Linked DNA regions of Homo sapiens: regions 2, 3, 4, 5 and 6 are each linked to region 1. Evidence: chromatin contacts called from ENCODE Hi-C or POLR2A ChIA-PET data. All regions are on one chromosome and are shown on one strand. The core of a region is the stretch at or near the end of the contact, and the rest is flanking DNA. Distances in the headings are between cores, read along the strand shown.

Evidence for each region. Hi-C counts contacts between places; a loop is a spot of excess contacts on that map. ChIA-PET counts read pairs that join two places held with the same protein, here RNA polymerase II (POLR2A). Pooled maps may share reads with other maps.
Region 2: a map of transverse colon shows a loop between it and region 1 (4-fold over the local background). The contact joins the promoter of TILRLS here to the enhancer-like site in region 1. A Hi-C loop is called at or near these places in 4 of 168 maps with a recorded cell type or tissue (DLD1, IMR-90, endothelial cell of hepatic sinusoid and 1 more) and 9 of 50 pooled maps. POLR2A ChIA-PET finds 5 or more read pairs at or near these places in 2 of 52 experiments (A549 and MCF 10A).
Region 3: a map of CD8-positive, alpha-beta T cell shows a loop between it and region 1 (2.8-fold over the local background). The contact joins two enhancer-like sites. A Hi-C loop is called at or near these places in 1 of 168 maps with a recorded cell type or tissue (CD8-positive, alpha-beta T cell), 1 of 37 single-sample maps with no recorded cell type and 2 of 50 pooled maps.
Region 4: a map of IMR-90 shows a loop between it and region 1 (2.8-fold over the local background). The contact joins two enhancer-like sites. A Hi-C loop is called at or near these places in 4 of 168 maps with a recorded cell type or tissue (IMR-90, cardiac septum, posterior vena cava and 1 more), 1 of 37 single-sample maps with no recorded cell type and 4 of 50 pooled maps.
Region 5: a loop to region 1 is called in a map of left cardiac atrium, with 4 times the contacts of the local background. The contact joins two enhancer-like sites. A Hi-C loop is called at or near these places in 1 of 168 maps with a recorded cell type or tissue (left cardiac atrium) and 4 of 50 pooled maps. POLR2A ChIA-PET finds 5 or more read pairs at or near these places in 1 of 52 experiments (MCF 10A).
Region 6: a pooled map shows a loop between it and region 1 (2.6-fold over the local background). The contact joins two enhancer-like sites. A Hi-C loop is called at or near these places in 2 of 168 maps with a recorded cell type or tissue (endothelial cell of umbilical vein and naive thymus-derived CD4-positive, alpha-beta T cell) and 3 of 50 pooled maps. POLR2A ChIA-PET finds 5 or more read pairs at or near these places in 1 of 52 experiments (A673).

The regions. Positions count from the first base shown.
Region 1 is chr5:68,251,478-68,254,120 of GRCh38, reverse strand. All of the region lies in intron 2 of PIK3R1 (phosphoinositide-3-kinase regulatory subunit 1), which reads right to left. Among named protein-coding and RNA genes, the nearest start is that of PIK3R1, 37 kb to the right of the region's middle. Within about 2 kb of position 1,305, at least 28 of the 41 ENCODE cell types and tissues checked have a DNase peak (open chromatin) inside an H3K27ac peak, as active enhancers do; they include transverse colon, where a contact is called at or near this core.
Region 2 is chr5:67,266,732-67,269,374 of GRCh38, reverse strand. It overlaps TILRLS (TCL1A interacting lncRNA, retroperitoneal liposarcoma associated), which reads right to left and starts at 1,353. Exons shown (of 3, transcript NR_186086.1): 1 at 1,202-1,353; 2 at 1-82.
Region 3 is chr5:67,349,495-67,352,137 of GRCh38, reverse strand. No RefSeq gene overlaps it. Among named protein-coding and RNA genes, the nearest start is that of TILRLS, 83 kb to the right of the region's middle. Within about 2 kb of position 1,302, at least 3 of the 41 ENCODE cell types and tissues checked have a DNase peak (open chromatin) inside an H3K27ac peak, as active enhancers do.
Region 4 is chr5:67,536,312-67,538,954 of GRCh38, reverse strand. No RefSeq gene overlaps it. Among named protein-coding and RNA genes, the nearest start is that of LINC02242, 110 kb to the left of the region's middle. Within about 2 kb of position 1,339, at least 4 of the 41 ENCODE cell types and tissues checked have a DNase peak (open chromatin) inside an H3K27ac peak, as active enhancers do.
Region 5 is chr5:67,676,438-67,679,080 of GRCh38, reverse strand. No RefSeq gene overlaps it. Among named protein-coding and RNA genes, the nearest start is that of LINC02242, 31 kb to the right of the region's middle. Within about 2 kb of position 1,305, at least 2 of the 41 ENCODE cell types and tissues checked have a DNase peak (open chromatin) inside an H3K27ac peak, as active enhancers do.
Region 6 is chr5:67,723,566-67,726,208 of GRCh38, reverse strand. No RefSeq gene overlaps it. Among named protein-coding and RNA genes, the nearest start is that of LINC02997, 68 kb to the left of the region's middle. Within about 2 kb of position 1,313, at least 2 of the 41 ENCODE cell types and tissues checked have a DNase peak (open chromatin) inside an H3K27ac peak, as active enhancers do.

The DNA of each region.
Region 1 (2,643 bases), core at 56-2,555:
TGACTGGTCAACTGATTTATACAACATTCGAGTGTGCAGACTCACATTTACTTGCTGCATTTATGACCAAAGGGCAAACATTTAAAAATCACTCAAGATTCTGGAAAGGTTATAAAATACAAAAAAAAAAAAAAAAAGGGGGTCCACGGGAAAATAAAAAACATGACATTTATTAGCTCTTTTCTTGGAGTGGATATACATGGGTTTATAGTTCATTGTTTTCAGTCATCCTATGACTAAATAAGCTTTCCACCTGCTTAGTCAAGTGCTGAGAGAATATGACTACACCAAAGGATGTATGAAGCATGCATTTAATTTATCATAAAGAACTGTAATAAGGCAAATGTGCGCAGCTGGAACTAACTTGTACCAGATTTCGCCAATCCCCAAGCTCATAGTAGATACTTGCTAACACCTCCAGAAGTTCCGGCTGTTTTTAATTAATAGCTCATGTTGGGGGCATCTTGCCTGACTTACTAGAATGTCATTTTATTTAAAATAGGGTTCTGAACCTTAAAAAAAAATAGATCCCTTTATTTTTAAGTCAAGTAAATGATCCAAATAGAAATTTAAGTTTGGCTCTTTTAAAGGCAGCAATATTTCACATTGAATGTGCTCCCGAGGCCAGAGGAAATGTTCTTTCCTTTCCTAAAATTTCTAGCCAAGTACTCACAAACCCAGTTTCTTCCCAAGAATATTTGTTTTTTTATTTCTCAGAGCCTAGTTTTAAAAGGCTGGAACCTTTCACAAGTCAGAATAATTCCATTTGCTAGCTGGCTCTTTCTCCAAGTCCAGCTTGAATCCTATGGGACACATAAATCCTTGTCTGAAATGTAGGATAAGTGTCATGAAACATGCTAGGAAATTGGTAAACCACAGCTCAAAGCATAAATACAAAGATATAAGCGAAATCTACTCTAAAGTAAAACTATGACAAGCAGAAATACCACAATGCATTAATTCTTTAGCTAAGGTAACAAAAATATTCAAGGAAAAAGTATGTGTGTTATGACAAATCTGGGGAGAAAATAAAAATGCAACGTAGATAAAAATTAGTATTGCTAGGAGAAGAGACAAGGTAAATAAATGCACACTTGCCCTGAATTACCTAAGCCAGACATAAAGTCAATTTTTCCTGTCAAGTACTGTGTCAGGTGCCATCTGGGAAAAAAAACTGGGAGCATCTGAGAAAGGTGGAATCTGAGGGAGAAAAGGCAGAAAAGGGCATATTTTACAGCTACCATGCCGTATAGCCAATTGCCACTGGATGGCAGCGGGGTTTTACTTAGCAAAGTTGCTAAGAGCATTAGGATTGGTCATTCAATATCTGCCCTACATGTTCGGCCCCAGTAACTCAAGGTTTCAGGGAAATACAAAGTAGCTCCTTCCCACCCCCAAAATTGGGGATCTGTCCTAGAAATTGCAAATCTTTGTTCTGATTATCAGTAAATCCCTTGAAAATTACTAATTTACTATCAGAGTAAATTAAATTGGGAACTAAAATTAGAACTTCTAATAACTTCTACAATTTTGAAATTCAGAAAGCAAGCACACATGTAATCACATTTGCACGCACACATCCCTACAGTTTACTATTGCAATATTATCATCTTGAGCCCAGTACAACAAATTGGAACCACATTTTATTCTACTTTTTCTTGTTAACTTGATGGCTTCACCACACTTTTAAATGCTACACACTCCCTTCCCTCTCCCTTGGCATCTGATCCCCCCACTTTTTTTTTTTTGTAAATTCAGTAATCTCACCAGCAACAAGCTTTGCTTTCAAATAAGCATATCTGCCAACTTAAACAGCATCTCCTAAGGCAGCGGAGTAATGAAAGACACATGTAGGTACTTGCCTGTCATCAGATGCAAGCTCACGTCTGCCTGAAATTGGGCCTGTAATTCTGCTGATCCTCGGGTTCAGGACAGCATGGCCGAGAGTGGTCTACAATGCGGCCCTTAGTCTAAACAGCAGATGAAGGATGCAAGGGGCCAACCTTTTTCATCCCTGCTGGGCTCTTGACCAGTTGTTGCTCTTTAGTTCAAGGGGGAGATGTGAGGGATTGCTCAAACACTTGGCAGACAGAAAGGTCTTAAGACAGCAAGTAGTGAATTCTACCTCATTCCTGCTGATGAACTTGAGGCAGTGCTTTCCAAGCCCAAACTCATGATCCAACCAGAACATCTCCAAGAACAGTCACTCCTGCACACAGCCAAGGCTCCACCACCCCCAACCGGGTGAGGGCCCTACACAACTCCTGATCTGAGCCCCTCCTCAGATGAGACAGAGTTTGCTCCTTTCCCTCTCATAATGCAGTCAACTGTGTGATTTCCTTTGGGGAAATACAAACATTTTGTTTAAAAACTTGCAAAGTCTGAAGAATGGAAAAGTGTGAAAAGGCTGAAAAACTTGAAAGAAAGGAGTTGTAGTTCTGTCCATAAAAAAAGCTTCCTACTTTTTTGCAGCTGGGGCTACCATCAGAAATCAGTGGCTGATTCATCCAGGCCTACAGGAATCCCCTCTTTCCACCCCGCCCCCACCACCTACAGACTGACTTGAGCACCCTTTTATGCCCTTCCTGTAAGTGTTAGTGAACGGCTTACAAACGTTCAGTGCCCTTAGTTCTGCCAAACAAG
Region 2 (2,643 bases), core at 104-2,603, 980 kb after region 1:
TCTCTGGCTCTTTTCTCCCCTCCTTTGAGTTACATTATAAAAAGATCTTCTTCTGGCCTCTTAGCTTGATGGGTAGCATGCCCTAGGGAAGGGGAAGGCAAGGAACTCATTCTGTACATCAATACTTCCCATTTTACAGAAGCCTGCCTTGTTTGTTCCAAGAAACTGAATGTCCATGGAAAAAAGTTCCCCCTATAAGCAGACCTCACCTTCTCTCAGGTATAGCAGGCAAACTCTCCATGCAAACTCGTGTTTCCATCTTTAGGGCTCTGCTCTGACCTCCTTATGGCTAAATCTCCCTTTGCAGCTTGTAGACTGGCACCAATCCAATGGAGAAAACTTGGTCCTTTTTTTCCCCTCCATGAGCCCAATAAGCTTCTTTAATGATTCTAGTGGTGCTTCGGTCAATGATTCTAGTGGTGCTTGAGAGAGCCAAGAACAGGCTCTGGGGTGAAACAGACAGCTGGCATCTGTGAGCCAAGAAGGGCTGTGCAGCAGTTCTCTAATGGATTTGTTGAAGAGAGGATATAAAATACGGGGCAAAGTCCGAGAAGGCAGAGAGGGAGAGCTGGGAAAAGACAGCAGATGTTGTAAAGATACTCTTTCAAGTTTCCTGTGCACTAGGAATCTGCAGATGTACGTTGGCAGGGCTACAGTCAGAGTGCAGCGGGAGGCTGGGGTTTACACATCTGGAAATCATTTGGTAGAGGGCAGAGTTCAAATGCTTTCTGCTTCAGCTGCCTCAGACAAACCTCGCCGTGCAGGCCGGGGCTGCGTGAGGGGCTGGCCGTTCACAAAGAAGTCCCTCTGGCCCCACTCTTGTGGAAGCCCTACCTAAGCTGGTGGGTTTTCCTCTGTGTTGGTTCAGTCACATGGAAAAGTTGAAAGCATTATAAAAAGAGAGAACAGGACTGGGGAAGGAGGGAAGCAAAGAAGAGAATGCATCACAACTGAGAGAAGCCTGGCTGGAAATCAAGAAACAAAATGTACTTGGACCAAATCCAGTGCATGAGTTCACTTGAGAGCAAAGAACACCATTCAGGAGAGGGGAAAAAAAAAAAAAAAAAGCCTTTTCTGTGCATAGTAACACCCAGGGATCATGCTCACACCACATTTACTTTTCTCAGAAATCCCTGTACATTTTGCCTTCATTTATTTCAAGAATGCGGAGGGCTCTCTTGATCCCGAGGGAATTACTTACTTCCTTTTGAAGGATTTATGGGGTTCTGCTGAGAGAAAGAGCAGGTCTCCCAGGGCCAGGTCATCACCCCACTGACCTACAGCCTCCTGCTGTCAAATTGAGACGTGGTCCTCCCTCCCAGAAGGGAGCCAGGTCAAGCCAGGGGCTTTGCTCCCCTCAGAGGAGAAGCACATCCTCAGGGTGAAATTGGGTCCTGGTTCAAAGTTCCTGCCGTGCTCAACTGTGCAGATGATATGGCTTGCAGCTGCTCACAGGCTTAGCGTGGGGGCCATGTACTCATGTTTGGCAAAGTGACCTTTTGAGGGGTGGTAATGAGTGAAAGGTGCGGGGCATACCCACGTTGGTTAATCTGATCCAGGACCTCAGAAGGATCAGAGTCCACCTAAAAGGATGAGTAACAAAATACAACAAAAAATATAGTAAATGCCAAATATGAGATAAAACAAGTTTAGACAGAGCTCCTCATAATCCTCATGCCCATAGCCTGCTTATCTTTCCATATCCTCTAACTTGAGGCATGTGTCTGCTATCCCCACAGTTGCCCAAGCCAGAAAAGACCAGGTCTCCCCCTTTATCACCATGCATATCCAACTTGGCCACTGGGCCCTGTTGATGATACACCCTTAGCATCTCTTGAATGTTTTGCCTCCACCCCAATGCCACCACCCTCAATAGCTCTGGCCTGACCACCGCAGCTGCCTGTCAGTTTGTCTCCCTGATGCCAATCTTGTCCATTCTCTGAGTTATCTTTCTAAACCTAAATCTGAGCGTGCCTCTACCCTAAATGGTCCAATAGCTCTCCATGGCTTTCAGGATAAAACTCAGCCTCCTGAGCATGACATGCAACATCTTCATGATCTGGTTTTTTGTCCACCTTCCAAACCTCATCTTCAGGGATATGCTGGTAAATGTTTAACAAGCATACCTGCAGACATACCACTGCGTTATCTTATACGACTCACACTCCCCCTCAAGTGACAATGAATTTCTTTCAAATTCCTGGTCATTCCATAATTTCTCCCTCATCCGGGCCTTTGCACATATTTCTCTCTCAGCCCAAAATGACCTTCGTCCTGGCTCCCCCACATCTAGTCATCCTTCAAGTTCAAGCTTATGCAAGCATAGTGAACACCAGTGGCTACCAATATGCTACTACATAATTGTGTGCTGGTGGGGCCTGCTGCACTAGGTGATTCTTGAGAACAAAGACCATGCTTTATCCTTGTGTCCATACTGCCTTACACCCTTCCTGGAACATAGTAGATTTTCAGTAACATCTGAATTAAAGAATAAAAACAGTGCTTTATTTATTTATTTATTTATTTATTTATTTATTTATTTTGAGACAGGATCGCACTCTGTCGCCCAGGCTGGAGTGCAGTGGTGTGATCATGTCACACTGCAACCTCAACCTCCTGGGCTCAGGTGATCTTCCCATCTCA
Region 3 (2,643 bases), core at 53-2,552, 900 kb after region 1:
GCTAACATTATAGCTGCTTCTGCTTAGAAATCCACCGACCTTCCCATAGTTAAAGAACAATGTCTGCTCCCCAATGTCTTCCTACTAGAGTATTTCTGAGAACAATGGGATTTTTGCACTCAGCAAACAAGGTTGAGCTGCCCTCTAGATTATTTAGAACCAAAAGTAGCCTCTTCCTTTTTTTGTCCTCCATTTGCCCTTGAGCTTAAACCCCGAAGCTCACAGGAAACTTCATATGGCTCATTTATTCAACAAATGTTTGTTGAGCATCTATAGTGCATTGAATAGTGTTTACCTCAAACCTCAGAATATGACCTGATTGGATAGAGGGTCTTTACAAATGTAATTATTAAGTTAAGATGAAGTCATACTGGAGTAGGGTAGATTCTAAATCCAATGACTGATGTCATTATAAGAAAAGGAGATGACACACAGAGATACATACAGGGAATAAGCCACATGATGGTGGAGGCAGAGATTGGAGTGATACAGCTACAGGCCAAGGATTTAACCCCATGGATTGGCAGCAACCACCAGAGACTAGAAGGGAGGCCTGGAACAGATTGTGCCTCGGAGTCTCCAGAAGGAACCAACCCTGCCAGCACCTTGATTTTGGACTTCTGGCCTCCTGAACTGCAAGAGAGCAAATCTCTGTTGTTTCCGGCCACCTAGTTTTTAGTAATTTGTTATGGCAGCCACAGAAAACTAATACAGCTCCTAGTATTTTCTAGTCACCATACCAAGCATTAAGTATAGCAACAGCACGAAACGTAAGGTCTCTATTCTCATGTAGCTTCAATTTTCTAGAGGAGAAGACAAACAATAAGTAAGTAACCAAATAAATCAATATGATTACTTCAGATTGTGATCAATTCTATGAAAAAGAAAAACAGAGTTATGTGATAAAGAGTGATCAGGGTAGAATCCAGGGCAATATCAACTTTTAGGATGAGATATTTCTGGGACATTCACACGGAAAGTATTAGATAGCTGGCCTTTCCTCCCTTCTCTTCCTGACCTCAATGCCAGGAGCTCCTTGGCAGCTCTGCTTCTAACATAACACATTATTTTGATCCACAAAAGTTTTTCTTCCTTCACATGTCCTCCAGCTTGAACATGTATCAAAACCGACAAGAATTGTGTTTTTCCCCCATCCAGCTTGTACATAATGGATGTCAGTATATTTCCTCACCATACTCAGAGAGCAGACCCAATTTGACTTAATTACAGCCAGGGCTCTGTAAACAGCCGCTCGTTACTGCCGAGCCCTGCGGTTTATGAAGAGAACACCACAAATGACAGGAAGCTGCAGGGGGAAAAATAGTCCGAGCTGCCTTTGGCATGTTCATTTTTGAATACAGATACTTCCATTCATCGATGAGGACATTTATGAAACCTGGGCTGTCAAGAAGATATTCTAGAAAGGAGCAACAGAGGCCCGTCACGGCCGGAGCGCTGTGCTGAAGAGGCCATCTGTGAGCAGAAGGCTGACACCCAGAATGCAAGGTGCTCCATGGGGAACACAAGCCGCGATACCCATCGAGGCAACCTAAATGAGAATTTCAGGACCATGCTGACCCCTGCTACCTATCCTGATGTTCAGAAATCAGTGCAGACCCAAAAGCAAATTAATTTAGTCAGAATTTCACTTCTTCAGGGAAAAATTTCCACCCACCGGTGCACAGTTTCATACGATGAAGGAAGTCATGCCACCATCTGGCAGACTGAAAACCGCAGAATGATTCGGGCAAAGTGTTGGGAAGGAAAGCAGGTCCCTCCCTCCATTGTCCTCAGCAGACACGGGAGCCCTGAGCTGGACTCCAGACACACAAAATAAGGAGCACAACACAGGGGGTACCCAGAGAGTCACTGGAAAGAACTGTGTTTTAAAATATTGCCCCAGAAATGTGAAGGTAGGGCCCTTGTTAAAATGCAGATTTGAGTTCACTAGATCTGGGACAAGGCCTAGAATTCTGCGTCTCAAGCTCCCAGTGATACCAGCGCCACAGGTTCTCCAGAACCTAGAGAACTGGCCATGGTGTGAGGAGGGGCTGTGGGGAAGGAGTCCAGCTGGGAGGCTTTCACCTAGGAGTCCAGGTGACAAGGATGCTACATTCTGCAGCGGTGTGGAATAGGATCAGCTTTGTTACATGTGAGATGTTGGTTATCATCAACAAGAATCAATATTATGAATTTAATTGCATATAGCAAATCTAGGTGTTGAAATAAGCCTGTTTCAAAAATAAAGTATTTTTTTAAGATGATAAATCAGTATATCTCAAATAGACATGCATTTCATAATCATCTAGGGGGGAGTTAGCAATGAGAATGCCTGGGTCCCAGCCCAAAGCAATTAAATCAGTTCTCTTGGTCTAGTGTGTGTAAGGGGCTGGGCAGAAGGAAAGAGAAGGAGCATGCAGCCCTGAAGAAAGGAAAGAGAAAAATAAAAAATAAATAAAAGAAAAAGAGGAACTGGATGGAGAGAAGAATTAAATTCACAACTTCTTTCTTAAGTAAATTTTTTTGAGTATATTTGAGGTTTATAACATGATGTTGTGGGATACATACAGATAATAGTTACTATAGTGACACAAATTAACTTATCTGACATCTCACATTGTTACTTTTTCATGACAAGAGCAG
Region 4 (2,643 bases), core at 90-2,589, 720 kb after region 1:
TTATCTTTTCCTTCAAAGTTCTTGCATTTTCATATTATCTTAAGACTTTGGATTATTTCTTTCCAAGAAACCAGTGACTCCAGATGACTCTTACACAGTTCTTCAATTCTTAACCACTTTGTTCCTGGGAAAATACAATATTAAATTCAGCTTTATAAAAGCTGCCCATCCTCTAAAAGTAGCTGCTTATACCCATTGGTTATTATTAAAGTCATTTCAATATAACTCCCTCTAGAGATTGGCTATAGATAATTGATAATGATATTTTAATAGTCCTAGAGAAAAATTAGGCAAAATTGGTTGAGTCTATGAATCTTTCTAATATATTCCCAGTGAAGCCATGGTGGGTTAAATTTCTATCCAAACAGTAAATCCACTGAAGCAGTGGGTTATAAACTGACATTTAAGAAGCAAAGAGTGAGTTATTCAGCTGATCTCTATGTCCTCTGCCTTCTGCTCACAGCACGGCCAGGCAGGGTACAGAGTGATGAATACCAAGGCCAATGGCTACAAGAGCTCACAGCAAAAAGAGCTTACCTTTTTACTTCTGAGTACACATGGGTTAGGGCTGGCTCATTTTTAATTTTTAAGTGAGTGTGTGTGTGTGTGTGTGTGTGTGTGTGTGTGTGTGTGTGTGTGTGTGTGCTGGCCCTGCAGCTCATCCCCAGGACATAATCCAAACAGAAAAACTATAGAGTTTTCAGACTAGCTCCACATGGGGTGTCTACAAAGGCCTACAGTGCACCCTGGATGGCTTTCAAGTTTTTTCAAAGCGATCTGGAGTCTTTTAAAGTTGTCATTGTTTAAGGAACCTGCAGAGAGGGAGAGAGCATTTTGGGTCTCAGGAGAAAAGGAAGAAATAAGATTTGAGGTAGCCAACAGATGTGGAAAATCCAGGTACTGTTCTAAGTACCTTGGCTATTACCTGCCTTTCTCCTGCTGACTCGGCTACGCTCCCCTAAAGTTGCTCTCCCTTCTCAAATACTATCTACCTCTATCAAGGAGGAGAAAAAGCAGCAGTCTTTTTCACTAGGGTCTTCTCATTGCCTATAATTTGCCTTCCTGGGGTCTTCTCATTCCCTATAATTCTATTTTGTCATTTAAATCTACACAACAGCTGTTTCTCCTTTATATTTCTCCTAAAATCATGGGCATAAATGGCCAAACATAGTTCTGAATTTACAAACAGATAATTTTTATTCTTCCAAGTCTCTAATTCTGGCAACATCACTATTTTAATAATGGTACTTTCTCTGCCTCTCATTTCTGGTACGTTTATGGTTTCACTTTCAATCCTTTCCTCCAAGGAGCTCTCCGTCTGCCTCCTGCCCCTTCATTTCCCACTTGCACAAAGCTCTGCATTTGAGCCTCACTGTTCCTCTCCTTCCATTTAATGGTGCAGCATCCATCCTCCATATTTATAATTTCTCGCTTCCTGCATCTCATCTGCCACTGTCATGATGCTGGCTTTTTTTTTTTTTTTGCTTTACCCACATAAATTATAATTTCCTGGTTTTCTCTTTTTCGCCTTAACAAATTTTCTTATCTATCTGATCCCTTATTAGTTGAACAAATTTCATCATCTACCTTAGAAAAATGAAATTTTTATGAAGATTTGATTTTAACTGAATTTCCTTTGAAAAGCACAAAATAAAAGCACAATTCAAAGAAAAATTGACCTAACTTGACCTAACTTGACCCAACAGTGTTCCTCAGTGAACTCAAATAAGGGCAATTTACTGTGCAAGCATAGATTCGAGAACATACCCTGTTGGTATCATGGAAACCCCATAAGTACTGTTCGGGAGTAAAAGGTACAGGCAGTTCAAATTCATTTCTACTTAGATAGCACAGTCTTAATCAGTGAAGGCTAAAAATAGACTGCCTTCGTTCCTGGAAAGAATTGACTTCAATTTCTCTTTCCAAGGAATTGGAAATGAGAAGTCAAAGGGTCTTAGCCTCCTGGGAACACTCAAAAAAATTAAAAACATATTTCCTCTGCCAGTATTTCTGAAACATAAGAAGACTGGTGTATACATTTAGGTTTAGGAAAAGTTTTTCCATGTAATATATAACCAAGGGAAATACTTAGTACCTGCCATAGAATGAAATATATTTATGAGCTTTGAACTCTTACAGAAAAAAGTCAAAGTCCTAAGTTTGGAATGCAGTCTTTCAAAATGTCAAGTTTTACTGTAAAAGGTTAATTATCTTATCCTTTTTGTCTTGAGAGTTATTAAAAGTATTTAGTAATATATTTCTGTCTCTCTCTCTCTCTCTCTCTCTGCAATGTATTTATTGTGATTATTAGAATGATCAATTTGGTTACAGGATTATAAATTGATGATCCTAAACAAGATCATCTGCATGAATAGATCAATACCAAACATTTGATAATGTTCTGTTTCCTAGTCCTCAACCAGTTTCAGTTATCACATGTCGTTTCTTTCTGTTTGGACAAAAAAAGTTCAGAAAATTAAATTTCTGAATATGCCAGAGTTATGTGGAGATGTGAGTTCAGAGTACTGTTGGAAGTCATTTCAGGTAATCTGGTACAGTGATGCTTGAAGGTGAAGAAAGCTCAGTAAAAATTGGTTATGCTCAATCCCCTCCAACTTAGGCCTGAATAAATCATCTAGAGTA
Region 5 (2,643 bases), core at 56-2,555, 580 kb after region 1:
GTTTGAAAATTCTTCCAGGAGGGCGTAGGAGGTGGTAATGAATTGCAGGCATAATGTCAGATGGGTCCCCACCGTCCCAGCTTACAAGTCCCATAGTTGGTTACAGATGAAAGTCCACAGAGATAGATAAGGAGATGAAAAATGCTGGCTGCTTGAATCCCTCCTCCTGTGAACTCATTATGTGCATAAAGTGAGAGAATACTTTAATGAGACCCCAGACTTTGGGAGCCACAACCATGTGAGCATTCAGAGTCAAGAAAGACCTGCATCTGAGACCGCACGCATATTGCACAATCTTTTCATTCATTCCCCCCAACCTTCCCAGCCCCAGAAATAGAACATTCTATAGAGAGCACCATTCAGAGATATTGAGCCTACATCCTACAAGAAATCATGCCTCATGACAAGCAGATTCTTAATGTCTGCGATCAGAAGGTGAGTACCTAATCCAAGTCCAGCATTCTCACTTTCTAAGCTTCCATCTATCAAAGTCACTGCCCCTCATATCATTTCCATGTCCCCAGATATTGTTCAGACTCTTCTTGCTGCACTTCTTTCAGCCATTCTCTTTCTTATTCTACTCTGATACTACTCGTTGAGTGGTTATTGGTGACTTGTAACTTTGCTCATTTATCAACGCTATGCCCAAAGCAACAGTAGAAAATTCGTGGGATTTGGAGTGAGGCAGACTTAGATTTTATTTTATTTCTTTTGTCTGTTAGTAGCACAGCTTGAACAAGATGCTTAACTTCTCATCTGTAATCCTTGCAGGGTGGCTGGAAGAATTAACTCATCCCTTCAGTCAGCAAATGTTCATTAAGCATCCTAAAGCAGGAAAAGCATAAAGCGCAGTACCTAGCACACAATAAGTACATAATAAATAGCAATTATGCTTATTTTTTGGAGAAAATTGCAATAGAAATGGAAGTAACATTAATTACCAGTCTGACCTAGATCCCACATCCTTAGTCACTTTATTCAAAGCTCAGTAAATATTGATCCATTGAGTATTGTTCCCCTGACTTTTGCTGGTCCTCTAATTTCTAGTTTATTCTCACTGTATACAGAATTTCTTTCTTGGCTTGGCTCCTCCAGAATTCTCAGGTTATCTCAGCCCTTGTCTTTTCCTCTGGATAATGTAATCATCTACAGGAATTTGAACTCCTTCGCAAGCTACATGTATCAAGTAACACTCACTAGAACAGTTCCTGTGATGAGGTGACACTGCATGGCATTCTGCAAAACCTCCACCTGCCATATGGTGTGGCAAATGTCATGAGGTATTGCTTCCTTCATTCCAGTGCAGCTTGCCAGAAACCTGATGCCACCTCCGCAACACACAACACCAATGGCTTAACTGTACTCAGGCTGTCAAAAGTGACTACTTTGAATGTTCTAACCCCATGGATTCTCTCAAGTCTCCACAATCCAACAGAGCTTGGGTTTCCTGAGTTCATCCCCCTCAGTACAGCTCTCTAGTTTCATTTTAATTGTGTTGGTTTTCACCATCAGTTCTTAGAATTGGTTCTAAGTTAACAAGAGTGTTCCTAGCATAATTACCAAGTGACTGTTTGTTGAGTATTTGTGGTTAATAAGCCCCAGCTAATAATCTCAGAACTTTAAGGAACTTGTCTATAATTGTTTATGAGTGTTTTGACTATTGCATTTTTTTACTTAGAAAAAAACCACTAATTATGATTGCATTTTCTGTTTGGCGTAGAGCTTATTTATGTCATTAAGTGACAGCTTCTACAACATGGGTATCTAGAGGGCCTTGCTTTTCTTTAGCTGAATATATTGCCTAATTTATAACCACATGTATAGCTAATTGGTCAAATTAGTTGTTTTACATAAAAAACCCTCAAACAGCAAGGTTTTAGTTTACTTTTATTAGTGATATCTTTAAGGTTAGCTATTCAGCAACATAATTTATTCTTGACCTCTCCCAGCCTGTATTTATTAATTGCCTCACTGCTATTTTTATATTTGTTTCTAGAGTTGCTAATTCAAATCCCTAAATGAAGTGGTAAGAGAGTGGCATGAAGGAGAGGGCTGAAAAGATGAGCGTATGCCCCACATAGGCCTGGAAGTCCAGTGTTTCTAGGGATTCAGATTGTTCAGAATATTAATAAAATAGATATCTGAGGCCAAAAACTATTGATAAACCAGACTTAATTTATGTGATAGCAGTTTACAACCGCAGATTTACTGTATTAAAGTTTTTGTTTCCATAGTATTCTTTAAATAATAGAGGCCAAGGCACTCTCACATTGAGGTCTATGTAATCAGAGACAGAGTACATTTCATCATGCAAAGAATATTATTTTGTGATTTCAGACATATTTTGGAGTTTTAGAGGTTTATTGGTTGATCTGACAACCTTTTATTGCTTTAGAGAATGTATGAAAGACAGAGAAAGAGAGAGAGAGAGGAGAGAGAGTGAAATGACCCTCTTTAGTTCTATATCCAGGCTTTTCCTTGTTAGTATAATGTATATGCATTTGTAGGACTTGAAGTGTTTCTATATTCGTAATAATCTCTCAGAGACTTTTCTCTCATAGTTATTAAAGCTATGGTGTTTGTATAATTCAGATTTTCCCCATTAATCTTAAGGATCTTGGCAAAAGAAGCATCTTACTAACA
Region 6 (2,643 bases), core at 64-2,563, 530 kb after region 1:
CACTTTAAGTGCTGGTACATAGTTTGGCATGGGTTAATAAATATGTGTTGAATTAATGTATAAATGACTATGTTTTCAGTCTTGACTCCTCTCCTGCCCTTTTTATGGTTGTAACTTACCTAATTTTTTTAAAGGCACTGCTCAAGCCTTATCTCTTCCAAGAAAACTTCCTTGAGTATCCTCACTTTTCTTTAACCTCAGCAATTTTATCTGTATCTCACAACATCTCCTTGTTTGTTATTTCTGTGATTTTTAGATTGTTTATTTGAGGCAAATGATTTCTAACAACTGTATAAGAAATACTGTAGTGAATTACACTCAAGCTGTTTCTCAGAAATCTCTCAAAGCAGACTTCTGGCATCTATCCAGGGTCTAATTCAAGAAAAGTAAGTTGGGTCAGAACAATGCTCTCTGGGTACACAGCTCTTTGACTCTTTGACTTGTCATTATTCTCTTATTTTTAATATGTGTCATGTTTCCTCACTTCCTTCAGGGACAAAGGATTATATGTTTTCATCAACAGAGATGAGCATGGCTCAGGGCACGTAGTAAATTCCCACTGATTATTTGATAGATTTTTTTTTTTTCAGACAGAGTTTCACTCTTGTTGCCCAGGCTGGAGTGCAATGGCACTATCTTGGCTCACGACAACCTCCACCTCCCAGGTTCAAGCGATTCTCCTGCCTCAGCCTCCCAAGTAGCGGGATTACAGGCGTGCACCACTGCACCAGGCTAATTTTGCACTTTTAGTAGAGATGGGGTTTCTCCATGTTGGTCAGGCTGGTGTCGAACTCCCAACCTCAGGTGATCCTCGCTCCTCAGCTTCCCAAAGTGCTGCGATTACAGGCATGAGCCACTGCGCCAGCCTACTTGATAGATTTTAAAGATGCTAGGGCTATTTCAGAGACTCCAGTATTTTTTACATAGACAGTTCTATTGCAAATGTGTCCCTCTTAATGATTTAATGTGTCCCTTAAATCATTAAGTTGTGATTATAATGTTCTGTGGACGGTAAAAGAAAGTGTGTACAACTGCAAACATGCTCCCCTATCCTTCCTCAGGATATAAGTGATAATTAAAGTCCATGAAAATGCTTAATTACACCTTAAGGAGGTGTTTCTATTTGCTCTGAAACTTTGCGTTTGACAAAGAATTAAAATTCAAGAATGCTTGGGCTCTTGAATGTTCTTTTCCTTTTCAAAACTTTGTCTCAGCTCGTAGCTGCCTTGGCAAATTTTTGCCAGCCACTGAAGGAAGAAGAATATTTTTATCGCAGCATTTGCTGCTGTTTCAGAAATGAAAACATGAATGTTTCAGTGAAGAGGCACTGGCACTGGCAGCAGGACTCAAATCTCAGGAGATGACTTTTCTTATGCAGCAATCTTCTTTAATATTGAAAAATGAAACAATAATATTGCTGGGATTTCTGCTAAAATCCAGTAAACTATAAGATCTTTTATGAAAAGAAGCAAAAGATAATAAAAGAAAAATAAAAGCATCATTAAACAATCAGTGAAGCCTGTCCTAATGAGGGAACAAGGCTTTGATTCTCTACCCTAAGATCTGGCAGTGCTAGTTGGAAATGAAATGATGCAGAGCTGTATAATACAAAGCCCAAGCACAGTCTCCTTTTACCACACATCCCTTGTCTCAGAATTTTATATTCTTGAACTCTGGTGTGCTTCTCTGGTAAAGAAAACACATGCATGCTGTTAGTGGTTTCTCTACAATTATAAAGCAATTAGAATTGTTGAGCGCTATTTTAATAGAGGCTGTTTAGACATGTACTTTAACAAAGATTTAAAAGGGATCACAGACATTTGAAGGACAGTGGCTTTTGAGTGTATTTTCTCAAATTTCTGATGGCGTATTTTAATTTCTTTACAAAAAGGCTGTAGTTTGTGGCTTGAAAATAGTTTAGAAGGAAGGGTCATTTTATAAAAATGCTCTTAACTGAAAAATTGTGCATTTGGTGAACAAGTCACTTTGACTCAGATGAATTTTACAAGTATTTTGATTCTTCTGAGCTTTGGAGATTTCTACGTGCCTGACCACTGGGAGGAATTGGATTAGACTGGGTAGAAAGCATCACTCATGGCAATATGTGCTCTCCATTACAGGAGCTGACCTTTGTTCTGTTGGGGACACCAGCCAGATTCTAATGGATAGTGTTTTTCACATCCTCAGCTCATCAGCCAACTGACAGAGATAATCCAGGACCATTAGTTAAAAAAAGAATCATTATCTTTTGGTTAATCTGAATAAAGTGAAAAAAAAAAAGGTGCCAGTGACAGACCAAGGGCTTTACAAACTGTAGTTAAAGAAATATTAGGAAAAATTAGGAATCCAACTTACAAGGGATGCGAAGGACCTCTTCAAGGAGAACTATAAACCACTGCTCAATGAAATAAAAGAGGATACAAACAAATGGAAGAACATTCCATGCTCATGGGTAGGAAGAATCAATATCGTGAAAATGGCCATACTGCCCAAGGTAATTTATAGATTCAATGCTATCCCCATCAAGCTACCAATGACTTTCTTCACAGAATTGGAAAAAACTACCTTAAAGTTCACATGGAACCAAAAAAGACCCTGCATTGCCAAGTCAATCCTAAGCCAAAAGAACAAAGCTGGAGGCAT